Linked DNA regions of Mus musculus: region 2 is linked to region 1. A link is a loop called in an ENCODE intact Hi-C map of the cell type or tissue named here. Cell type or tissue: gastrocnemius. All regions are shown on one strand. Links, peaks and the distances in the headings refer to the core of each region. The heading gives the core; the rest is flanking DNA.

Region 1 (12,524 bases), core at 1,544-9,543:
AGAAAAGCACACAGGGAGATGTGGTGTGCCTGTACCAGTAGCCCAGTACAGTAACAGTCAGGTTTTTTTTTTTTTGAAAAAATCTTGTTGCCAAAATAATCAGAAGCCCAAGGTCTGTACCAGCTGTGATAACTACTAAAGACAGGCATGCCCACCCAGCTCCAATGCCAGTATAGCCAACAGGTGGAAATGGGCATAAGAAGCCCATAGATTGAAGCCATGGTCAAGGATGCTCATCCTGAGAACATGAGAAGCACAAAGCCACCGAGCACCACCTCTCATTGCTGGGTTTCATGGGCACATCTGCACGGAGGCCAGAAGTCCAGATATTGTTCTTCAGGCACTGTCCAGATTTTCTTTGAAACAAGATCTCTCACTGAACCCAGAACTCACTCAGTGGATCAGGCTGACTGGCAAGGGGCCCCAGAGATCTTCCTGTCCCTTCCCCAACACTGGAATTATAGGTTTGTACCCCTTTGCTCAACTTTATTTGGGTTCAGGGGATCACACTGAGGTCCCCGTGCTTACATGACAAGTGTTCTACCAACCGAGCCCTCTCCACAGCCGCGCTGCTTGAGTTTCTCCCAGGTTTGCTTTCCCAGTAAGTATGTAGTGTGTCTGTTCCCAGTCCCCAATGCACACAGAGAGTCGGGAACAGACCAATGAGTCATTTTTCAGGAACAATCACCAGTTTTTACTGAGAACTATAAAAGTCACTTTTTAAAGACTTCATTCTCTTTTAAATTTTTAAGATGGTGGCAAAACCATAAACCACAGAATTCACCATCTTTTCCATATTTAAGCATAGTTATGGAACTAATGTTGACATACCTAACATCATTGAACAACAGACCTCTAGGCCATTTTTTCACCTTGTAAAAGCCAAAATACCTACTCACTAAATAAGTTCCTATTTCCACCTTTGTCTGCTATTTTATTTTATAGTGCTAAGATTGGAACGCAGAGCTATGTATGTGCTAGACAAAAACTCTAGTACTGAGCTTATAATCACCAGTCTTTATTTTGATATTTTGATGTAAGTAAGTATAATGGGGCAAAGTAATGAGATCTCATGATGGTTTTGATTTGAATTTTCCCTTTCATTCTTATTTATTTACATATAGGGACTTGACATTGAATTCAGCACCTCACACAAGCTTCCAAAGACTGGCAATGTGGAATGTCTTTTTAATGTTTCTTGTCTATCATCCTTTAGAAACGTCTATTGATACTCTGTGCACTTTCAATTCAGTTGTTTGGTTTTGTTTTTGCTACTGAGTTGTGGGCATTCTTTATATTATCTAGATCATAATTCCCAACCATTTGTCAGTGATGTAACCTGTGACTGTGTTTTCTCAGTTCAAAAGTTGGATTGTCACAGTGTTGGCTGATTAGAGTCTAAGTTTCCGTCTTTGTCACAAAGCCTGGGCAGTTGCTCAAACATAGTGTGTTCTATTATCCCCAGACTCTGGAGTTTTTGACATGTTTCACCATGGAATGTAGATTAGCTCCAAGAGCACACTCCTCCTGCCCTAGCCTCTCACATGCTGAGACCTGACACTAAAGATATGACACTACATTCAGTTTGACTTCTCTACGTTCTTTTACTTGGAAAAGATATTTTCATAGTTAATCAGATATTTGGAAAACGACAAGATTCCAAGATCTGAATCCTTCTGGACAATATTTCTGGGAACAGAAGTTGGGCCCCTGCCCTTGCCTAATACTCTCTCTGGTACCAAGTTACAGACCTGTACAGTGGTTTAAAAACATGTCTGCGGGTTACTTTACACTCACTTGCTAAGAGGTTTTGCCTATGTGCCTGGACACTTTAAGGCATCATGTGAAATATATGGTATGGCCTTCGCAGTGGAATGCAGAGAAAGAGGGAGAGGAAACAAGCCACATCCGGCCCAAACTATAGCTATTAAAGTTCTTCCAGACACTAGACTTGGAAAGAATGCTTTGGGATGGCCCTCAACTTCAGCCGTCTACCTACAACCAAGTACTGGCCAGCTGATGCCAGTCAACTTTCCCAAATAAAGAGCTGTTTTGTTTTTAGTAATTAAAAATTATATTAGACACAGGGTTTGGAAATGTTTTATGATTTTTGTTTGTCTGTTTGCAAACATCTTTTCCTCTGTGGTTTGAAAAGTTAGCAGGACTTTTCATCTTCAAGTGCATTTTTAAATTCAGTCAAAATTTTAGTGCCTGTTTCTAGACTCCAAGCTCCTTGGGATGTTGCTCGAAGGGGGAAATAGGAATCCCTTGACTCTGCCATCTCTGCTTCCTTCCTCATTCTACAAAAAAAAAAAAAAAAAAAAAAAAAAAAAAAAGCTTTTCTTTCCAATAGTAGCTGAGCTGGTTGGAATAGCCAGAGTTCACAGTACAGTGTTTTATCTGGACAGAGTCACCACCTCATTTTCCATTCCTGGTGTTAAATGGAAATAGGCCAGCCTCACATTACACTCTCCTGTGATTCATTCCAAAAGAAGATCCCTCCCTATCGGCTGCCTATAAAAGAGGAGGCAGAGCTGCCAGAAGAGCAGAGAAGCAAGGCCAGCACAGAGTCTGCCAGCTCTCACTGAAGCCAGCTCTCTCACTCTCTTTCTCCACCATGAGGATCTCTGCCACGCTTCTGTGCCTGCTGCTCATAGCCGCTGCTTTCAGCATCCAAGTGTGGGCCCAACCAGGTGAGACTCACCCTGCCTCCTGTTTCCCAGAGCATGCTGTCCCTTCTCTGGGACATTTCATAGAAAATTACAGAACAAGGTTTACCCATAGTCTCACATTTGCTGGCTTTGCCAAAGTAGGACAATTAAAAGAAGGACAAGAAGATACTTATAGTCCAATGATAATTCTAGAACTTGAACCTGATTCCCTTAGGACTCATTTGTGGAAACAAGATAGTTCTTGCCTTCTGTGGTGATGGGGTCCTAGGTCATCAAATAGGAGCCTGGGATGGTTCTCAGGTAAAAGAGGGAGGGAGAAGAGGCCCAATGTCTGGTGGGTGCTTTATCCAGCCCAATTTCCAGAGACAGTGGTTATGTAGAGGCTGTGTCACAACTAAACACTATTTCTTTTATCCTAAAAGGAGACTCATAACCAGTGTCTCCTTATTCTAAAGAACTGTGGCATTATAATAATGCTTTCTAGTGACACCCATTATTGTCATCAGCTCTTTTTGACTCTATTGACTGGCATATAACCCAACCCATTCAAGTGAGAAAGAATTGGGGAACATAATAAAAAGGAGAGGAGAGACATTAAACTAGGGTGGGCAATTCTTTAAGCATCAACAAAAGACCCACAACCTACCACAAAGAACCTTTTCTTGTTCTTTCATTGTAGATGGGCCCAATGCATCCACATGCTGCTATGTCAAGAAACAAAAGATCCCCAAGAGGAATCTCAAGAGCTACAGAAGGATCACCAGTAGTCGGTGTCCCTGGGAAGCTGTTATGTAAGTACACAACCCTTGCCTTCACCCCCTCAGTGCTGTCACCCCTGAAGCAGTACATAGGATTATATGCTCAATGGGTAGAGACTGTATCTCTAACACAAACTCACATAACTTTCAATGGGAAAACTGAAGCCCACCACTCTCTTCCGAGCCACCAGTTCAGAACTTCCCTCTCCCTCTAAAAGCCAAGGGGTCTTTTCCTTGACCAATGAGAACTGCACCTTCCCATCAGGCCTGTCCTTTATCTTACCTTCTTCCTCATCCATTCCTGGGTCATGTCATCAACTTGGGGTAATGCCAGGTAGGGATTCACAGAATAAGTTACATACTCTCTAACTGAGCCCTCTTTCTTCAGCTTCAAGACAAAGAAGGGCATGGAAGTCTGCGCTGAAGCCCATCAGAAGTGGGTCGAGGAGGCTATAGCATACTTAGACATGAAAACCCCAACTCCAAAGCCTTGAAGAAATGTGCCTGAACAGAAACCAACCTAGGAGCCAAGAAGCAAAATTCCTCACCGCTGTTCTTTCTGAGAACTGTTGATGAAATGTGTTGATCACGGTCCTAAGGGATAGGAGCTGTCTGTAGGAATGTGAAATGGTCACGCCTAAGGAATGGTCTTTAAGTTATTAATATTTTTATTTAATTAGCCATGTACTTTGGTGTGATTTGAATGTAAAGCTCTGGAGACCTCATGTCACTTTAACGTTGTGTTAGCTGCAGAATTCTCCCCCTTTCCCCATTTTTACTTTGTTCTTGTATTATGAAGGGACTTTGCAAGAATCAGTGCAAAGATTTTATTTAAAAACTTTTAGGATAAAATCATAATGTTATGATACTGTGTGGTTTTTAAATGTATGACTACTGAAGTTTCATATAAAATGTATTTTTGCACAAAATTCAATCTCTGATGCTGTCTTTTAAAGGAACAAACTAAGCTGGAGGGGTGAACAGGGTGGCAAGAAGTAGGGTGTGGGTACAGAGGGAGGGGAGGGGGCCAGACATGGTAACCCTGGGTATTAGCTTAGACTGAGCTTAGTTGTCAAAGACAGACAGGCTGAAGCTAGAAAAAGCCAGGTCTACAGTTTTGTCTCTGACAAGCTGACACCAGCTTTAGCCACTTTACCAGGCACTGTTTTGGTTTCCAAAGCCGTGGCTTTTCACACAATCTCTGATTGCACCAGATTCCTATTTGTCTGGTCTCCTCACAGACCCCCAAGTCCCTCCAGTCCAGAATATTAAAATACATCTCTGGCTTTGATAATGGAGATGCCAGGCCAATGTGACCTGGCAAATTCCCTTCCACATCTGGCAGCCACATGAGTGTTCAAACAGTTCCATCTCTGTTAATCAGAAAGGGCAGGAAGGTGAAGATCATGGCCCCAGCACAAGATTCTAAGAGATCCCTGGATCTTCCAGCTGAGCCTCCATTAAAGCCTCAGGTTGAAACATAAGGTGTCAGAAGAGAGTGGACACCGTAGTGGCAAACAAACAGTACACCAGTGACCACGCACTGATGCTCCAGCCAGATCTAACAGAGCTTCCTGCCTTTCATGCAGCCTCCGGGGTGTCAGGCCTCATCTCCGCAACAAGCAGATTTTCCAAAACAGCCACCAGGAGGCAGACTAGCATCACCCAAACTATCCTCTTCCTGTCACATGCTTCATCTTAGAGCCATGAAAGTAGCGTCAGATAGAAAAGAATACAGGTTATACAGGTCAATGTTAAGCAGAGAATCAGTGACTTTATTACAGTTCAGAGAGGAGGAGCTCCCTGTGCCCAAGGCCAAAGAAACTCCTCCTCTTCCTTTTCTTCTTCTTCTTTCTCTTTGCATTTCTTTCTTACACTGTTGGTCTCCTTGCTTTTTTTCTTTCTAGTCTTTTTTTAAACCAAGTGCCCATGTTGTCCTATAATTCAATATGCAAAGAATGATCTTGAATTTTCATCCTTCAGCCTCTATCTCCAGAGTGAGGGAACAGGTGCGTGCCCCTATACACAATTTTTGAAGAACTGGGGACCAAATTTAAGTCTTAGTGCATGCTAGGCAAGCACTCTACTCAACTAGTGAGATGCACTACCAGCCTAGTTCCCCATTTTAAAGAATTTAAATCTTGTTTGTCTTCATCTATGTCCAGGGCCCTTTGGCAAGAATAATTAAAGAGAAATCCAAAATTATGACCAGAAACAGAGGGTGATCCCTAGCTCAGCATCAGTGGTCTGTGGAATTCAAAGACTAGATGGGTTATACCACTAATGTATGAGTTATAGCACTAGCTGTCTTAAGTAGTCACTAACCTGACAGACATGTTTCTTTAAGTGAGAGGGTATAGTAGAGCCATGCAGGCACCAGCCTCATGTAGACACTAAAAGTAAAAACAAAATGAACACATTTTACATCTGGGAGCATATCCATCAAAGATGCCCAACTATTGCCACCAAATTTGTTGGGAGTGTAGGGTGGCAAAAATGTCCCTTTTGCCCTTTAAGGAGTTACCCTTCAGGTCTGGGGATTATTGCTAAGAAAAACTTTAAGGGTTCCTCATATTTTTTTTCTTTCTATATTACAGGACTTCTTCTGTGATCTCTGGATTAGACCTAAAGGGTGTCATTTGCTTGATTAACACACAGACAACTGTGATGATCCTGTGCCCCCATTAAAACCCAAAGGAGTGCATCGTGATGATGCACAGCTATACTCCAGCATTTAGGAAACTGATGCAGGATCGCTATAAGTTCATGGCCATTTGGGCTACACAGTGAGTTACATAGCATTGGGATACATATTTTACTGTGGGAGGGCAAAACCCTGTCCCTCCCACAGTAAAATAAATTAAATATAAAACTGCAACAAGTAACATTCAGCAGACTTCTGACAGCAGATGGAACGAGCTGGTGCCTGAGGTTGGAAAGATGGAGGCCCATGTTCCAAAGCACCAAAGCTGTCAGGTCCTGTCTACAGAAATCTTCGCTCCAAAGGGAAACTTTACAAAAATGTGCATTGATGGTGTGCTGGTTGCTTCTGTCTGCATCTGTCAAGTTATCACTGTAAGGAAAACAGTTTAGGAAAGAACTGGATGTCCTTTAACATACGAATAAAATCCACAAATTCAAGATTTATACTGCAGGAAATACAATCTGTGTGTTGGTACAACTCTCTCTGTCTCTGTCTCTCTCTCTGTATGTCTCTCTGTCTCTCTCTCTCTCTGTGTGTGTGTGTATGTGTGTGTGTGTGTGTCTGTCTGTCTGTTTCTCTCTCTTTCTCTCTCTCTGTCTTTCTCTCATGGAAAAGCCTCTTAGTTGGATAAAGTGACAGAGAAAAATAAGATAGAAATGTTGCTTTGCTATGCAAGCAAATGTCTCACTAAAAAGTGGGTGATGAGACATTGGCTCAATGCCAAAAGGAAAAACCCCCAAAGTTATTGACAAAAATCTATGAAATTATCAATAAAACAATTAGTGATCCCAGACCCACTAAAAGACACAGTCAATTCAAAATTAATATGCTCCTCAAGTCTTTAGAGAACCCCCAGGATAGATAGCATTTATTTGTCTGAGGGCCTTGTGAATGAATCCTAACCAATAGAGTGAGAAACCAATGCTGTAAGCCACATTCAAGCCAAGTCCCTAAAAACACTCCGTACTTCAAGTTTCACTCCTATTGTGATGATCTTAAGGGTAATGGGACTCAAAAATTAGACTCTGCCTAATCTCCCTGAGCCTCTGCAAAGAGAGATTTCTAGACTATGGATAGCTCTCACACCAACATCACCATTGCTTAGACACTTATAAACAAAACACAGAGATGAAAACTCCAGCAAGAAAGATTCCAACAGGGAGAGTGAGGCATAGATGCTGCCATTGCCCGAGTGAAGATACATGGACTTAGAATTTCTTTTTAAGAGGAAAGACCTGAAGTACAGGATTTGATAAGGAGGGTGTGGGCTGATTCTTCGGGGGCTTAAGCAGAGGTTTTCTTCAACACTCTATTCAGAAATGGCTAAGGAGAAGGAAAGAAAATGAAAGATCTCATGAGGGCTACCAGAAACAAAGATCAAGAAAATGGAAGAGCATTCCCAGAGGGGAGAGCCAAGCCTTGGAGGGCTATGGGATTGCTGCTGAGCTCTGCTGATGAGAGAGCTGGATACATCTATGCTTTCCTTCTAAACCTGACATGACATACTGTGTATACATGACTTGTCTTTTTGTCATACAGGGCACTGTACAAGGTAGATCCAGTTAGATCCAAATCTTCTGAGAGAGAGAATCAACCATCACCAAGACACATTCAAGACTATCCTATGTTGCCATCGGAACTGGGCCATCTCATTACTATTGTAGTAATGGTTGATATTAACTGTCAGCTTGACAGGGTCTAGATCCACTTAGGAGACAAACTTCTGCAGGTGTCTGTGAGGAAACTTCTAGATTAGGTCAACTGAGGATATAGGAAGGCTCACCCTAAATATGTGAGGTACAGTTCCATGGGCTGGGGTTCTGGACTGAATAAAGGAAAAATGCAATTGCGCACCAGTATTCATCTCTCTCTACTTACTGACCACAGATACAGTGTGATTAATTGCCACACATCCCTTCCACCATGGCTTAGCCACCAGGATGGTTTGGACCCTCACACTATGATCCAAAATAAATCCCTCCTTTCTTTTGTTTTTATCAAGTACTTTGTCTCATCAATGAGAAAAAAAAATGCCTACTACAGCTATGATCTGTCTATGAGACAGGAGGGAAGGGCAGACTGATAAAGATTTACTTCTCAACAGACATTCATGTACTCCTTTTGTTGTAATCCCTGAATTACTGATACTAGAGAGACTTCAGTGTTGTACAGACAGTTTGCCCCTATGCTCCCCCGCCAGAGGCTTCCATCCTCTCCCCGCCCCCAGGCAATCATGATATGCAGACAGCTGGTTTCTGTGCTGCATCCTCCTGCAGCTCAGGGCTCCCTCCACCTCCCCTAGTGTTAGAATGACACCACCTCTGTCTCAAAAAAACCAACACTCCTGCTGATAAGCAGCAAAACTGCAGGTGCCTGTCTTTGAGACCTTAGAAAAATAACAAGCCCAAGGGAGACCATGGGGGGAAAAAAGGTAAACCAAGGTCAGGTCACAGACACAGTTACAACTGACCATAAAATTATTCCTTGAACAGAGGCCCATTAACCCCCCTCCAGCTTCAGTACTATTCCACCCTCTACTCCCCTTTTCTGTAAATATTCACATTATTTCTAACTATACTGTATATAAGCCCAATGTTTTCTGGACTCGGGGTCACTTGACAGCATTCACGCAGTGAGTGCTAGGGGGACGAACCAAGTTTGAACTCGCAACTTACATAAAAGATTTCTTTTGCCAGTTGCAGCAGACTTAGCAATTCTTGGGATCCTCTGGGTTTTCTGTGAACTTGGGGCACAACACTCTTACTTCCTTAGACTAGAGACATACCAGAGTTACACGTGGAGTCAAGGTCAATGGTATGCAGGCTGAAGTGCTACAAACTGCATCCATGTCTGATTCTGTAAACTCTTGTCTCAGTAAATGTAGAGGCTATCCATACCAGGTGGCTGCTGTGGCTTTTATCCATCCTAAGTCGCTGAAGCACTCACTGTTTTTCAGAAAGTAAGTTGATTGAGCATTATCTGACTGCAATGCAACCACAAGAATGCATTGTTGAGATTGTGCTGGCATTGGTACTGAAGGACTGACTATTATTGCCGTGACCAGTGGGTCCAGGGATCTAGCTGCTTTGCACCTCAGTGTCTCACCTTTGTGTAAGAGGAGAGTTGATAGCCTTTAAAGGGATATGTGAAATAATGAAACAATGGGAGCACTTCAAATAAAGACATTTGGGGCCAGGGAGATGGCTAAATGGATAAGATCATTCGTGCAATCATGAGGACAGGGTTTGGGCCCCAACACCAGAATAACTAGTCAGGCATCAATGTCTGTACCCCCAGCTTCATGATGGGGTGCAGAGACAGGAGAATTGGGAAATCACAGCAGAGAAAACATGGACTTCGTGTTCAAGGAGAGACTCTGCCTCAAAAAAATAGGAGAATGACATCACTTGACACGATCTTTGACCTTTGTATTCCCATAGGTGCATACAGTACACACACACACACACACACACACACACCAAAAACAAGCAAACAAGTAAACAAAAAAAATACCCTGAGGAGTCTGGGAACACTTGGAAAAGGGCCCCCCTTTCATAAATGATTTTACAGAAGAGGAAGATAATTTGATTTCTCTACATCTCTAATTTCCTCTTTTAAAGGTGATCTTAACTAGAAGACCTGCTACCTGGGTCATTTAAGACTTTACATGTTAGTGTTGTAACAGCTTTCTGTTCCCTAGAGACCCTTGAGAACAGAGGTCCTTCTTTGGTTCTGTTGTTTTCTCATAAACACCATGCCAAAACAAAAACAAAAAACAGAAACAAAACAAACAAACAAATAAATAAAAACCTTAAAAAAGGGAATGTTTAAATAGGCTTATACTTCAGGGTCACAACTCATCATTGAGGGAATTCAGAGTAGAAACTCAAGCAGGACCTGAAGCAGAAAACATGAAGGAATTCTGGTTACTGATTCTATTGTTCATTTCGCTATCTTTCTTACCCAGGTCAGGACCCGTTACACAGGCAGCGTACCACGCAATGTGGGCAGAACTCTCCTATGCTGATCACCACTCAAGACAATTCCTCATAGACATGGCCCATCTTATAAAGACAATTTTTCAGTTGGGATTCCCTCTTCCCTGGTGGCTCTAGCTTCTACCAAGTTGACAGTAAAACTAACCAGTACACAAAGGCAAGTACAGTAGAGGATTCATGATATAGGAAAGGAATCATAGGAGCGGCAGTAGAGCCATCTACCCCTGAAGTGCATAGCAGAACCTTGGAGTTTTCATCTCTGGTCCCAGCTCTCAATTCTCTCTCTTTTTTGTTTTCTTTTAAAGAAAGGAATAAAACAAAATACACGTCTATGTTTCTTTCAAGGCTCTCATGGGACAGACTAGGATCTTGCTTTCTTTTGTTTGTTTCAGATTAAGTCCGTGGCCCTGCGTGTGCTAAACAAGCATTCTACTGCTGAGCTGCAACCCGGCCCCATGACTTCTACACAGTAGACATGGTCCGCAATTGAGAAAAAAATCAAAGCCAAGAGCCCCAATTCCAGTGACCCTTCCCTGCTCTGATCTCAGCATTCCTCAGAATAACACGGAAGAATCCAAGATTGTGTTTTCCTACTGAGGGACCCACTGCCTGTGCTTCTCTGACGAAGCACCTCCCCGACTGTTCACCGGAAACGTCCACAGGTCCACAGGTCCACAGGTCCACAGTCCACAGGTGAGTGGACTGTCTTTCCTGATGACTGCTGGGAAGCAGAGAAAAGGAAGGCCAGGGGAGCCCCGCTTCTTACTCTCACACTTGCCAGGAAAGGCCAGGAAGTTAGATGGGACAGCTGTGAACTTGGAAGTCTCTGTATTTATTTTATTTATTCCCATTGAGGTTTCTGGATTGCTATCAAAATCCAGAGCTCAGTGAGAAAAGAAGATAAGTAAGCCACTCTACAATACCCACAACGGAACTCTAGCAATATTCCTGTTAAGTGCATAGTCACTTAATGACGCCATCCAGGCACCTCTGACATCAGGAATGTTCTAAATATCTTACATTACCACAATTTCTGGAATTCTAGATCCCACCCCACTCCCCCAGTGCGCAACATGGGAATTTCTAAAAAACATCTTTAGGGTATGCTGTCTTCCTTGTAAGTAGTGGGAAGTCTGGGAGGCAAGCAGAGAAAACCATCTGCCCAGACACAGTCTCTTTCTAATGCCCCCCGCCAACCCCCACCCCACCCCATCCCAGCTCGGTCCACAAAATTCACTTTATGTCCTAATATCAAATGCTTAACTGCCAGGCACTGAGAACCTATGGAGATCTGGCTACTCTTTCAAGTATTTTCTATATTAATGAGTTTAATCCTCATAACAACCAGCTGAGGTAGGCTTGATTATGCTTCCCATCTTAGCCTAGTAGAGGAAGCATAGACAAGCTACCCATAGTATGATGCTTATCAGCGACGGAATTGTGATCCAATTCAGGCATCCTGGATCCACTGTCCTCATGATGCTAGTCACCTGGAACTGATTAGCAAGGAATGAAAGATTGAGTGTTCTGTCTTCTATGTGGTCACCTTTTAGGTAGTTGCTGATTAATTTCAGATGGAGCTTATAGGCCAGCAAGAGCACTACAGTCCAGTCCTTAGGACAGACAGACATCACTGGTTGACCACAGGACTGACTTTTTTCTAACCCTAATCCTTTTTAAACACATCTTCCCATGTAACCTTTATGGATCAATCAATTTGGTGTGGGACTGTCCCAGAAAAGCTGGGAGCCAACCATGAGGTGCCCCTGTGTTCACATTCAACACAGTAATTTACTGCAGCTGCTGTATTTAAGGCGTTGCCTCTCCTCACAGCTGCTCATCCTTGGGAGCCAAAGGCTCCACAGATGAGCATAGCGGTTCATATGTTCCATGTACTTGATGTTTTGAAGTCACCTTGTCTGCTGTGTGTTCTGAGACTGAGGGTAAACTAGAAGGCTGTCTTTCTCTGTGCTCTTTGAATCCTTGGAGTATGAAGACATTAGGCACCTACTCTGTTGCTTGCAGACCAGTTCCGGGGCAATGTATTTGATATAGAGGAGTTTGTTTTGATTTGATTTAGTAAAGGGCTTTTAGCAGCTAGGCAAATCACCTTAAAATGCTAGAAAATCCAAGGTCAAAGGTGAGAGTAAGGAGGTGGATATAACCCAAATCCACTGTATTGTATATGTGAAATTCTCAAAGGAGAAAGGAAAATGCTTCATAAAATGAGCTTTCTTTTGATTTGGTGACTGTGGTGGTTTCAATTAAGAATGGGACCTATAGGCTCACGTGTTTGAATACTTGGCCATTAGAACACTACTTAAAAAGGACTGGAAGAGGTGCTCTTGTAAGGATAGGTGTAGCCTTGTTGAAGAAGGTGTGCTGATGAGGG
Region 2 (12,524 bases), core at 1,817-9,816, 53 kb before region 1:
ATACTGGGAAACACTACACCTTTTGCCAGTTTCCCTGTGAGGCTAAAGATGCACTAAGAATTAAAATAAACTTTAAATAAACTGAGATTGCTAATGGAGAAGAAAGAAGAGGAGGCTGAAAAGGGAAAGGGAAGAGGAGGAGGGAGGTTTGAATTCAGAGAGAGAAAGTTGACTGTGCCCTGGTCCCTAAGCCAAACATTTTGCTACATACTTTAACTACATATATTATTCACATGTAGTTATTTATTTACAAAATATCTTTTTTTATTTTATTTTATTTACAAAGTAATTCATGATAGAGACAGCTTCTCTATTCTACATGTAAATCGATGGGTATTTGCAGAAGTTAGAACAGTCTAATAAGGACAAAATGAAGTCATAACTATGCACACACATGCACACGCATGTAGCTGCATATGCACACACACATAGGTGCACATGCACACACATATAGGTACATGCACACACATATAGGTTATGTGTGTGTGTGTGGTCCTTGAATATGTACATCCAGGTTCATGCTCACCTGTGTGTGTGTGTGTGTGTATGTAAACCTATGTGTGTGTTTGTATGTACATCTATGTGTATGTGCATGTGCACCTATGTGTGTGTATGCATGCATGTGGATGCTAACAGTCAACTTCAGGAATCTTCTCCTATTGCTCTCCATCTTAATTTTTAAGATAGGCTCTCTCTCTGAGCCTGGAGCTCTTTCATTCATTAGGCTGGCTGGCCAGGGACCTTCAAGGGTCCATTCTTCTGCATTCACATGTCCCAAGGCTGTAGTTACAGTCATGTGGCATCAGCATCATTACCACCATTGTCAGCAGCAGCAGCACTGTCAACAGCCTCTTTATCTCCATTGTCACCAGCACCCAATGAGCATGCAGATGCGGCATCCCTACCTGTTTTCTTGTTCATCTAATTCTCACAGCCATCTTTGTACTTGAGAACACTTGCACTTGGAAACACCTGAGCATTCCCAGGCTCTGTACCAGCAAGCATCAGATCTCAGCCCTGCCTGGTGGCTGGCCCTCATCTGCTCAGCTCCCATTTGCACATTTCCCAGCTAGAGCCCATGATACCACAGACAACCAACAGATAATTCCTCCCGGCTTAGACTCAGCCTCCTCATCTCAGTTTGTACTAAATGATTCAAGATTCCTTCCCAATCCAGTCTGACAAAACGATCTAATTTCAGAGCAGGGACTTGGAGGGAACAGTTTGGGTTCAGGTTTGATTTTCTGAAATAAGCTGTCTTCTTTTGTCCCAGAGGAGCAGCAGTAAATACACATACAGACAGGGAACAAAAGAAACTCCAAACCCTGCAAAATGAACCACACGGCCGTACCCAGCTATACTGTAGAAGAGAAGAAAGCAGCATTGTGTAATGCTTTTCCCTCAAACTGCCAATCAAAGCTTCATCTTGGGATGTTCACAGAATGGTTGAGCTGATCATCCCAGGGACCCAAAGCGGACAGTTGGGAGAGTGGACCCATGACACTCCATAACCAACACTCAGACACCCATTATACCTTCCCAGTGATGAATTCTCATGAATGCAGCATACCGCCTCTCAGATAACTTAGAATTTCCATTTCTGTTACCAGTGCTCTCTGCCCTGGCTCTTATGGTATCTCAACTGGACCAGTCTCTTCTTTGGTATCATCAGAGTGGTTCAGTCCATTTTCAGTTGCTATAACAGAATACCACAAGGTGCATACTTTATAAACAATAAAAGTTTTGGCTTGTAGTTGCAGCCAGTGTGACACCTGCAGAAGGCCTCCAGACAGAAATATAAACAAGATGGAGACAGGTGGACTTGCACCTACCAGCAACCTACTCCTTCTTGGAATCAGGAGGCAATACCCTCATAACCTAGTCACCTTGATAGTCTCACCACTTCATACTTCTCCAATGACAATTTAATTTCAATGTGAGTTTGGAGGGATTTTGAACCACAACGTAGATAACATCTTTTAAGGACAAAGTGGGTCAAACAGACTCATATAACAACTATTCTAAACAATAAAGTGCACCCGAAAGCCACCCACAGTCTAGTCTAACTTAGACAGTGTCACCTGTGTCTAATGATACCCTCACCCCTCAGCCTCACAGGCTACTCACACACTCAAGCCCATCTGAGCTCCCCTGCTCTCCTGTTATGTTTTCTTCTCCCCCAGAATGTTCCCTTAGCTCTACCACCAACTGCTGGGCTCCACTGCCTGGAGAATGGGGAACTCTTAGCTATATGTTAAAACTCAGTCCAGCTGTTTGTATTGCTGTTGCTGTCATTGTTCTTGGTTTGTTTGTTTGTTTGTTTTTCGTTAGACTCTATCAACTTCACTGTGACGACTCAGCTGGAACCTGTCATTGCTATAGTTCTAAAGCTTCTGCACAAAGAAAATATACTTTAGATAGCTAGGATGATGTCAATTGTCAAATTGACAGGGTCTAGAATTGCCAAGATTCTGCATCTGTTTGTGAGGGAGTTTCTAGATTTGGCTGATTAAGGTGGGAAGACCCACCCTGACTGTGGACTGCACTGGGAAGTGAGCCAGGGGAAGCAAGCGGTCATCTCCCTTGGCTACCTGGTTGTCGGTAAAACATGATGTCCCACTGCCTTCCCCAGGCGATATGTTCCCTAGAGCTATAAGCAAACCAAACCCTTCCCCCTTAAGTGGCTTTTGCCATGGTGAGGGCACAAGTGTCTAAAGCTGTTGGGTTTGCATCATTAGGTGCTTTAAGCAGACAGAAGGGTTCTCGGGATACAAGAAGAGAGTCAATCCCTTGCCGATGAGGTGTGGATCAGTCTTGCCTGTGTATATACTCTGTCAGGAGCCTTGCTGGGGGAAGTAACGAAGTTGAGACTAGTGGAGGAAAGAAGACACAAAGTTGTTTGGCAAGAATCTGCGAGATATATTTAAGAAACAGATATTAGTACTATCTGCCTCGAGCATCGAGAACACCCCGCAGAAAATGAAAGGTTATAGGGGCGTGGAGCTTCTCTGAAAGCTGATGATAGTCTGACATGCAAGTCAATATTCACAGACATGAAATAATAATATAAAGGATTCAACATGCCACCAATAAAATTATAGGATTAATAAAAGCTAAGTCAAATCTCCAAGGGGATGTGTTTTAATCCTGACAGAATGAAATTAATTTGAGAGACCAAAACCAGACAAGAGCTTTCGCAATCAAACCCCAGCTGGGGCTTGTATAATAGTTGATTATCCAAAGCTAAAACTTAGAGGGAATTGAGGATGGCTGAAAGCCACAGAAGCGACTGGAGAGCAGAGCCAAACTGAGGACCTAAGACTGTCTGATGTAAAGGTCTGTTTCAAAGTTTTAGTGACTAAGATATGGTGGCATCTGTAGGAGAATAAAATGAGTAATGGGACAGAACAAATATTCCAGCAGTTGTCCTCTAAATGCACTTATGTCTGCTTATGATGTAAAAAATCACCTGCAGTCACATTTGCAATGCCTCCTCCCATGTTAGCTGCACAGTTGGGAGGATCATCCTTATTACTGAATACAGTTTAAAATCATCTGTGCTTATTGCTGTATAGCATTCCTTGGTGTAGCATGCCTCTACAATGCCACAGAGGGAAGCCAGTCCTGTCAATAATTAGTTCTTGGTCGTTGTGCATCCATATTGGTAAAAACACATTTCCCCTCTTCTACGCATGACACACAAAAGCCAATGGCAGATGGAGCATAGGTAAATGCGACGATTAGATTTGTATCATCTAAGAAAATATGTTTGCCAAAGAGTCAGAATTCTTAACCAGGTTACAAAAAATGTGAATAATGAGAGAAAATGCATGCATCAGATGACATCAAAATTCCAGGGATGTGGTCAAGGCCATTGTCTTTGTTAGGATTTTATTGCTGTGAAGAGACCCCATGATCAAGGCAACTCTTATGAAGGGAAACATTTCATTGGGGCTGGCTTACAGTTTCAGAAGTTCAGTTCATGACCATCATGGTGGGAAGCAGGACAGTGTGCAGGCAGACATGGTGCTGGAGGAGCAGAGAATTCTACATCTTGATTCAAAGATAGCTAGGAGAAGACCGTCTTCCCCACTGGAAGGAGCTTGAGCATAGGAGCCCTCAGAGCCCACCTACCCAGTGACATACTTCCTCTAACAGAGCCCGCCTACCCAATGACATACTTCCTCTAACAAGGACACATCTCCTCCAATAAGGCCACACCTCCTAATTGTGCCACTCCCCATGGGCCAAGCATATTCAAACCACCACAGCCATGTAAGAGTGAAAAGCAACAAACACAAGTCGTGATCTGCGACTGATGTGTATGTAAACACAACCCCCCTGACATGACAAGACTCTTTCAAAATCAGGCGATTAAAACATACAACCAACCAGAAGGAACACTATTGTGAGGCTTTCACAGACCCACTTGCTATAAAAATAGGACACGAGGCTTCTATAACATTTATAGCTGTTGTCCTTTATCTGGGACAGACTTCTGCTAGCTTCTAACTTCACCTGACTTCCCAGCCTGGGCCCCACCACATAGCTAGCTCTTTACCTTCCTGCTCTCCTGTGCTCCCTTCTCTTCCCTTCCACGTCTGTTTCAAATTCTCCTGCCTCTACTTGTATTTCTCTCTCTCTCTCTCTCTCTCTCTCTCTCTCTCTCTCTCTCTCTCTCCCTGCCTGGAAGCTCCACCCTCCATACTTTCTGCCCCAGCTATTGGCTGTCAGCTTTTTATTATAACCAATGAGTGCTCTCTGCCCTTCATGTTTTTGGCAGGTCCTGAAGGCAGCATTTACGAATAGAAAAGCCAGTGATGAGGCTTGGAAATCGTGATACCAAAATCCTGCCAGCACGTGGCTCTCTGCTGATACAGAATTAACAACTGAAAATACAGAGATATGCCTTAATAGCAGTGTGAAGAAAGACCACCCCAATAGGACACAGAAATGACTAATAAAACTATAAAGATGTATTCTGTCTTAGGAGACATGGAAAAGAAAATCCAAACTTTACTCACATAAGGACGGCAAAGTAGATATGACAGAAAATAATAAGCGTTGGCAAGAGTGCATGTACCTGGTGCTGCTGGGGGCATTGTAAATCGACACAACTGCTCTGGGAACCTATTTAGCAGTATCTACTAGAAGACTACTTTTCCATACAATACTGTGTACCAATCCTACTTCTAGGAACAGACTAGACAATATGCTGACATTTGGTCACTCGTGACTTGCATGAACATGTTCTTATATGGAACAAAAATATTTGTGGCAGCATTATTTATAACAGCTCCAAACTCGGAAGCAATGTAGACACAGATCAACAGTAACATGAGGAAGGAAACCATAGTACACTCTCAGAGCAGAATATTATATGGCAAGGGACAGGAACACTGAAAGGTTATATTCAACAATGCACACACTCAATTTGACAAAACTAGAAGCACCTGAGAAACATCTTAATTGAGGAACTATCTAAATCACAATGGCCACTGGGCATCCCTGTGGGGGGGGACTTATTTGATTGCTAAGTGATGTAGGAAGACTCAGCCTGTTGTGGGTGGCATTATTTCATGGGCTGAGACATGAACTGTGTAAGGATGAAGAAAGCTAGCAGCCTGTGAGTAACCTAGCAAGCAGACATGAAGGGCATACTTGGCTCTCTGTTTTTTTTTTTTTTTTTTTGGTTTTTTTTTTTTTTTTTTGGCCTGTGGATGTCATGCCTAAGTTCCTGCCTTAATTTCTCTGCAATTGTGAGCTGTAACTTGGAATCATTGGCCAATAAACTCTTCTTCTCTATTGTCTTTTGGTCAGGATTCTTTACCACTGCAGTAGAAAACGAAACTAAGACACCATTCAATGTTGGTGAAGATGAGATAAAATGATGGGGATATTAACTGGTACTTTATTTCTGAGAGATGTTAGTATATACACATGCATGTACGCATGCGCACGGGGGTGGGGGGAGGGAGGGAGGGAAGGAGGGAGAGAGAGAGAGAGAAGCTAGGAAACTCCACTTTTATGATTTATTTTTAGGGAAAGAATCAGATATTTTAAAGAGATGTGCAAAAGAAGAGTAATCAAGGTATTATGTGTAATAAAAAAGAAGCAAGACCAGCCAAATGTGAATTCTTCCTCCTTGAGATCTCTAGAAAGCTCTTCTGTAACTAATCTCTTCTACCATAAGGTGGCACCGGAGAGCACACAGAGCTGTCATGCCTATCCAGGCCACCAGGGGGCAGCAAGGCCCCACCAACTTCTGCTCCCAGACTCCACAGAGCCTTCCCTTGCCTCTTTCCTCCAGTTGTGGCTGTTGTCAGCCCAGACACCTGCCTGGCAGAAAAGGGAGACTTAAATGAAAGAGGATGGGAATTCACCCAAGTCCTCCGTACACAACAAGCACCGCTCTCCAGGTTTAATAAGCCGTATCTCATTACCTCTTAACCCCACATCATGGGCATGATTTCTCATCAAGTTAAACAAGCAGGCTCTGAGGAGGACACGCTTCCCATCGCTGAGCTCTAAGTAATAGAGACACGGTTTAAATCCAATCTTTCCGCTATAATGCTGCCCAGACCTGAAGCCCCAAATGCCCTGAGTGTAGTGTGCCAGGGTGTGAGTGGAAACAGTTTCTACTTCACCTGCTTTTTGCTTGTTAACTCTTCCTGACTAGACGAGGCAGAGACTGTAATGCGCTTTAAAGGTAGGGAAGCTGGGTGGGAAGCTAACAAACCTGCAAAGAGCCCACTGTTGGCAGAGCTGGAGCCACTGCTGGAATCAGGGTCTGGCTTCCAATCTTGGAATTCAACCTCTGAACAGATATAGGGAGCTTATTGGGGGTTTGTGAGATGGTAGGGGTTAGGACTGTAGAAGAAGTGTCAGACAGTACTTCTAGCCCCATGCCTACTCCCATGGTACCAAATAATGTCCTCCTTTTTCTCCTTGCCCCTTGGGACTCCCAGGGGTTTCAAAAACTCCAAAAAAATCCATCAGATACTCCCAAGGCTTCTAACACCCGTAACTCTCCACTTGTGTGACCAGGCAGCCCTTGCTGAGTATCTCCTAAATGCCAGACTTTAATTGCAGAAGCACATGCCCTCAAAGTGGAGGCGAGTGGCTTTGTAAAGCCAAATGAAAAGAAAGCCACAGAGGGCAGCCTTGGGTGACTAAGCACCATATGACTGGCACAGAATTTCTGCCCGGGTCAGCAAGGACTTCCTGAAGTTGGGGAAGGGGCTCTCTCTGTGCCTTGGAAGAAAGTATGGCTTGAAACGCGGAGAGAGATTGGGGTACAGCCTTGGCATGAGTGGGGTGCTTCTGTGAGAATAAGGAGGTGGCCAGGCTGGAAGGAGGGGGTCCTAGAGAGATGGTTTGAGTTGGGCCCCAGTGAATTGGAGCATATTATGAGATTCTCAGGCCCCACTAATTTTATAAGCAGGTGGCTCCTGGTGGCTCCAAGCCACTCGAGGGAGGGAAGAATCTGAGAGTCCATGGGAGCCATCTCTGGGAAAGATTGTTGCAAGCTGGTGTGAAGGAGAAGGATGAATGGCCCCTGTTGGGGTGGAGAGGTAGGCACCTGGGTTGCCAGCAGGTCTCCCTGTAAAGGAAGCTACACGGGTAGTCTGTGACAGCATCTTACTTTCTCTTAGGCCCTGGAAGGTCTGTGCAAGGACCACCTCCAAGATGGTCTGTAGGAGTGTCAGTTGAGGATGTTAAGGTCCCTGGACTCAGACCAAAAGAGATAGGAGTTACACTGCCTCAGGGCAAAAGCTTTCTGGGATCAATAACACTATATACGATCAATAACACTATATACGACCTTTGTATCATGGCCATAGCAGAACCTAGGTTGACTAAACATAAGAGATATTCAGCCTGAGGTCAGTGAGAACATGGAGGACTGGGAGAACCCAGTCTCTCTCTAACCCAGAGAGTGGAACATCATTCCCAGAACTGCAGCAGTGTGGAGAACTGAGTGGCAGTCTGACTTTCAGGTTTGGAAATGACAGGAAAGGATTCTTGGTGGCTGGGATGTTAAAGGTGATAAGAATCTTGGAGGTAGGGGACCTCGGAGGAATCCACCAGCGTGGCCAAGAACCTGATTCATCTGTCACCTGGAAAGGAGGGAGTTTGGGAGGGATGCCTGAGAAGGCTCAGGAGAGAGGTGGGAAGGAAGCACGTTTATCTACGTGCTTCCCTCCAGCTCTGTGGGTGTGGCTGGAGGTATGGACTACAGATCCAGTCCCCAAGTTTGCATGGCCAGGGTAGGCGCTAAAGGTTTTCCCCTGAAGACAAGCAGGATCCTGCCCTGTCTCAGGCAGCAGTGGCCTGATGGTGGCTGAGGCCAGGCATCCTTTAGAGGCAGCCCGAGCTGGTGGGGGTGTTAGAACCACGGCAGAAGGAAAGGGGGAAGGGAGAACAATGGAGTCCCATGGGAGAGACATGGAATTGGAACCAGGGGCAAAGCAGCACTGTATGTCATGAGAATTGAGGGAAAATTGTCAAGCATGTACACACACACACACACCCATTAAACACATGCATAGAGAAAACACACACACACACACACACAGAAAGAGAGAGAGAGAGAGAGAGAGAGAGAGAGAGAGAGAGAGAGAGAGAACAGAGAGAGGGTAGTTTTCTGTATTCTCAAGCTTTCAGGTTTCCAGAAGACAAGACTATCTGTGGACTCTAAGACAGGAGAGCTTATAATTGAAAGTTGTTGCGCGGTCTGGGGAGATGACTCAGTCAGTAAGTTGCTTGCCAGACAAGTATGGAGATCAGAACTTGATTCTAAGAGTCCACATAAAACCCTGCAGCCATTTAATCCCAGTCCTGAGGAAGCAGAGACAGGCGGATCCCTGGGTTTGCTGGGAAGCCAACCTAGCTAGCTCAGCATGGCTGTGATGAACACACAGAAACCGTCTCCAAAAAGCTCAGGAGCTGAGGCACTGGTCCGTGTGCTGGGATCACATAGAAGGGAAAAGGGACCATGGGCCAGTGAGACTCCTCAGTCACAGTGTGATGAGGGGAGACACTGGCATGGTATACACGTCAGGACAGGCTAGCTTCTGCTGCAGTAACAAGTGGTCCCCAGTCTCAGTGGCTGCTCTAACACTCATTTCTCTCCATTTCCACTGCAGAGGGAGGACTTAGTCTCCTGTACTCCCTTGGAGTCTTGGCATCTGAACCACCAGTTCCCATGTCAGGTCGCTTGTTCTGTTTCTACTGAGACATGGCAGTCACTCAGCTGGAGCTGATAGGCATGTGGGGGCACCTTGCAGGAGGACTCCAGCTTCTGGGAATGAGTATGTGAGGGGAGGGCTCCTTCCCCTCTCCCTCCTCCTTCACAGGTGAGAATGTGACTGGAGAAAGGAAGACAAGGTGAATTAGCACCCAGTGGAGACCAGCTGTGCCCTTTCTGCTGTTGGCTTGTGCTCCAGTCTGGCTAACTTCCTATCTCGGGCATTGAGAGCCATAGCTCTCAGGCTGGGTCTCTGCGGCTTCGTGCCAGCCTTGCATGTCCCTACAGATGTTCCATTCCTCCCCCATGCTGATATCTGGGCCTGACAGGCACAGTAACTGTGAGGAGCGGCTCTGCAGGCAGTGGGCAGAGAGGGCAGCTTCTTTCAGGGATGGGTGTGAGCTCCCAGCCTCCAACTCAAGGTCATTCCAGGTCAACCCTAGGCCCACCTCTGCTCTCCACACCACTGAATTTTTCCTCTGACCACTTAAACACTTTGTAGCTCCTGTCTTGGTATTGAACCTGGCCTCCAACTTCCCAATTCTGATTATAAGTCTAGCCTTTTTTTTTTTTTTTTTTTTTTTTTTTGGACCTATAGTCTAGGGCCTGATATTGAGCCTTCAACAATCTCTGATACCCAGCACCATAATTCTGAACTCAGTGCCTTAATGATAATAAGATCTTCCTCTAATCCCCATCCTTAACCAACCTCCCCACACTTAGCCAGCTTTTGGCTTTGAGTGCTTGGCACAAACCCTCACCACTCATCTCATTTATTAAAATTATCCCCCAGGTAGCTTCTGAGTGCCTTTAAGAATGACCCAGTATCCACTACTGCCTGGAAGTTAGCACCCACTAGCCACTGGGCTTTCTTCTCTCTATTACTATCTCCCATAGCTCTTGCCCCAGTAACCACACAGCCACAGGATAGTCCACCTGGCTCTCTGGGATGCCCAAGGATTCCCAGGGAGGTCTATGCTCCTGGTCTCTTTTCCACTTCTCCCTCCTGAAATGCTGCTGTGAGCTTCCTCTTGCACCTATGGTTACTTCTACACCCCAGGACTCTAGAATGCACATAGCCAGCCTGAGGCTTAGCCACCTCACTTGCATTGAAAAGTCCCCATGCAAGGAGAGAGCCAACTTGATAGTGAATACTAGTTTCCTCTAGAGTCCTCTCCTGCCTCAGCCCTCCATCTTGTCCAAGAGTCCTCCTTAGAGTTATACCTCTCCTGCACCACTCTTCCCTCTCATTTCCCCCTCCTTGGACTGTTCCTAGTAATGGAAACTGAAAATACTTCCACGGTGAGTGGAATGTCTGGGTACAGAAATCACCCTTCTATTTTATTAAGTCCAGAAGGGAGCTTTTCTTTTCTAGCCCCTCCCTTCCTCTTGATGTCTTAAGATCTGAAATTGCTGGGCCACGGGAGCCCCTGCAATCAATCCCAGCTGCCCCTGCAGCCCAAGAGACGTAGACTGCAGGCAGGTCTGAATGCAGCTCATGTTCTTTTTCCTTCCGAGAACTTCACACGTGTTTCCCACCATACAGACCTCAATGACACTCCCAGAATCCTCCAAAACCTGGCCACAGACTTTGGGACATGGATGGGGGAGGGAAGCTAGAAAAACAGGAAGGCAGAAGGGGACTGACACCCAGGGACATCAGCTAAGGATGCTTGGCTCAAGCAGGCTTGTGGGTCTGCCTCTGGTCTGGTCACATCATAGACCATCTCTGGGTGCAGGATGAAGGAAATCAATAGAGAGATAAGAACATCTATCCAGGGAGGCTTACTGGGGAAACTGGCTGTCATCTCACCTTCTCCCTTCGTCCGTGTCCTCACATTCGCTAGCTGACAGATGGACAAAATCCCCAGGTGAATACATAACTTCCAGGTCCAGCATCCTAGACCTTACTCCACACAATGAGCCTGGGGCTTGCTCCACTTCACTTCTCAGTCTACCAAGATGATGTTCCCAGCAGAGTCTCTTAGAGACAAGGAGGCCAGAATGACCCTTTAAGGAACAGAAGGAAAGAAAGCCACCAGACCTTGTGTGTGTCATAGGTGTGCGGAGTAGCAGTCACAGTTTAATCAGCCGCCTTTCTTCTTTGATTCTGAGCAAGGTGGTAACATTAGCACACACATCACATAACACAGAGTTAGGCAGCCACCACCACTATCGATCTAGAGTAACAGAAATTCCACAGCCTTGCACATCACTCTCTCTTTCCTAGGGCTTAGAAATCCCCTCCAGCTTCAGGCCCCTCCAGACTCACCCTTTCTGGAGTTTCAACAGCATCTTGCACTTTACTGTAAGGGCATTTTCCTCTTTTAGCTCCTTTTGGTGTTTTCGAACCTTTGCTATGTTGAATCAGTTTGCCCCAAAGTATTTTGGGGTGCTGTCACAAACAAAAGTATTTTCTTATCTCACTTTAAGTTGCCAGTGTATAGAAATATAACTCACCGAGCTTACAAACCCCACAGCCTTGCTGAGTTCAGCCATGAGCCTTGCTGGAAGTTTTATGGAGACTCCTTAGGATTTTCATTGTTGTTTAAATAATGTTTCACAGGGTATCCCAGGCTGGCCTCAAGTTCATGGCAGTCCTCCTGCTTTAACCTCTCAAGGTTTGGGATTACATGTGTGAGCCGTCACATTTCTTTATATAAGATTGTGTTGCCTACAAATATACTGCAATTCTTTTCAGTCTAGGGATCTGGTGTGTATTCTCCTTGGCTTTGATAAAAATCTCCTGCACAGTGATAAGCAGAAGTGTCAGGACACTGCTTGTCCACTGCTCACAACAGGCAAGGCATGAGTCAGCCCAGATGCCCTGGAGAGATGAATGGATAAACACTGCTCCTACGCACAATGGAGTTTTAGCAGTAAACAGCAACAAAGTGACAGCACTGTAGGAAAAATGGGTGGAATTAGAGAATGTCATATTAGCTGAAATAAACCAGCTCAGACAAATGATTTCTCACACTTGTGGGACCTATTGTTATTCGAGTGTGTGTGCGCACACACACACACACGCTATACCCTCTTTGTATTAAAAACACTACAACACACACACTAAACAACGCCCTACACACACACCCATTAAATATACCATCATACACACTACTACACCACAAACACACCACACACACCATGCACACATAACACACACACACACACACACACACACGTACACACACACACACACACACACACACACACATACACACACTACAAAACATACCCCATATACCACTCCACACACACAATTACCTAAAAC

The links. A loop is a pair of places that touch in the nucleus more often than their neighbours do. Peaks named below come from ENCODE experiments on the same cell type or tissue, not always from the same donor. Only the 100,000 strongest peaks of a DNase experiment are listed, where the experiment ranks them.
Region 2: it touches region 1 in a loop (5-fold over the local background); 19 of 42 quality-filtered maps call a loop at or near these places.

The regions. Positions count from the first base shown.
Region 1 is chr11:82,043,167-82,055,690 of GRCm38, forward strand. It overlaps Ccl7 (chemokine (C-C motif) ligand 7), which reads left to right and starts at 2,546. Exons shown (of 3, transcript NM_013654.3): 1 at 2,546-2,693; 2 at 3,352-3,463; 3 at 3,819-4,359. The coding sequence starts at 2,618. The coding sequence ends at 3,924. In gastrocnemius, for the core only: a CTCF peak has its summit at 5,072 (motif pointing right); DNase peaks (open chromatin) are centred at 2,573 and 5,069; H3K27ac peaks cover 335 bases.
Region 2 is chr11:81,990,121-82,002,644 of GRCm38, forward strand. It overlaps Gm11419 (a long non-coding RNA gene), which reads left to right. Exons shown (of 6, transcript XR_003949730.1): 6 at 4,784-5,660. Among named protein-coding and RNA genes, the nearest start is that of Gm31522, 9.2 kb to the left of the region's middle. In gastrocnemius, for the core only: no CTCF peak of the experiment used is centred there; a DNase peak (open chromatin) is centred at 6,252.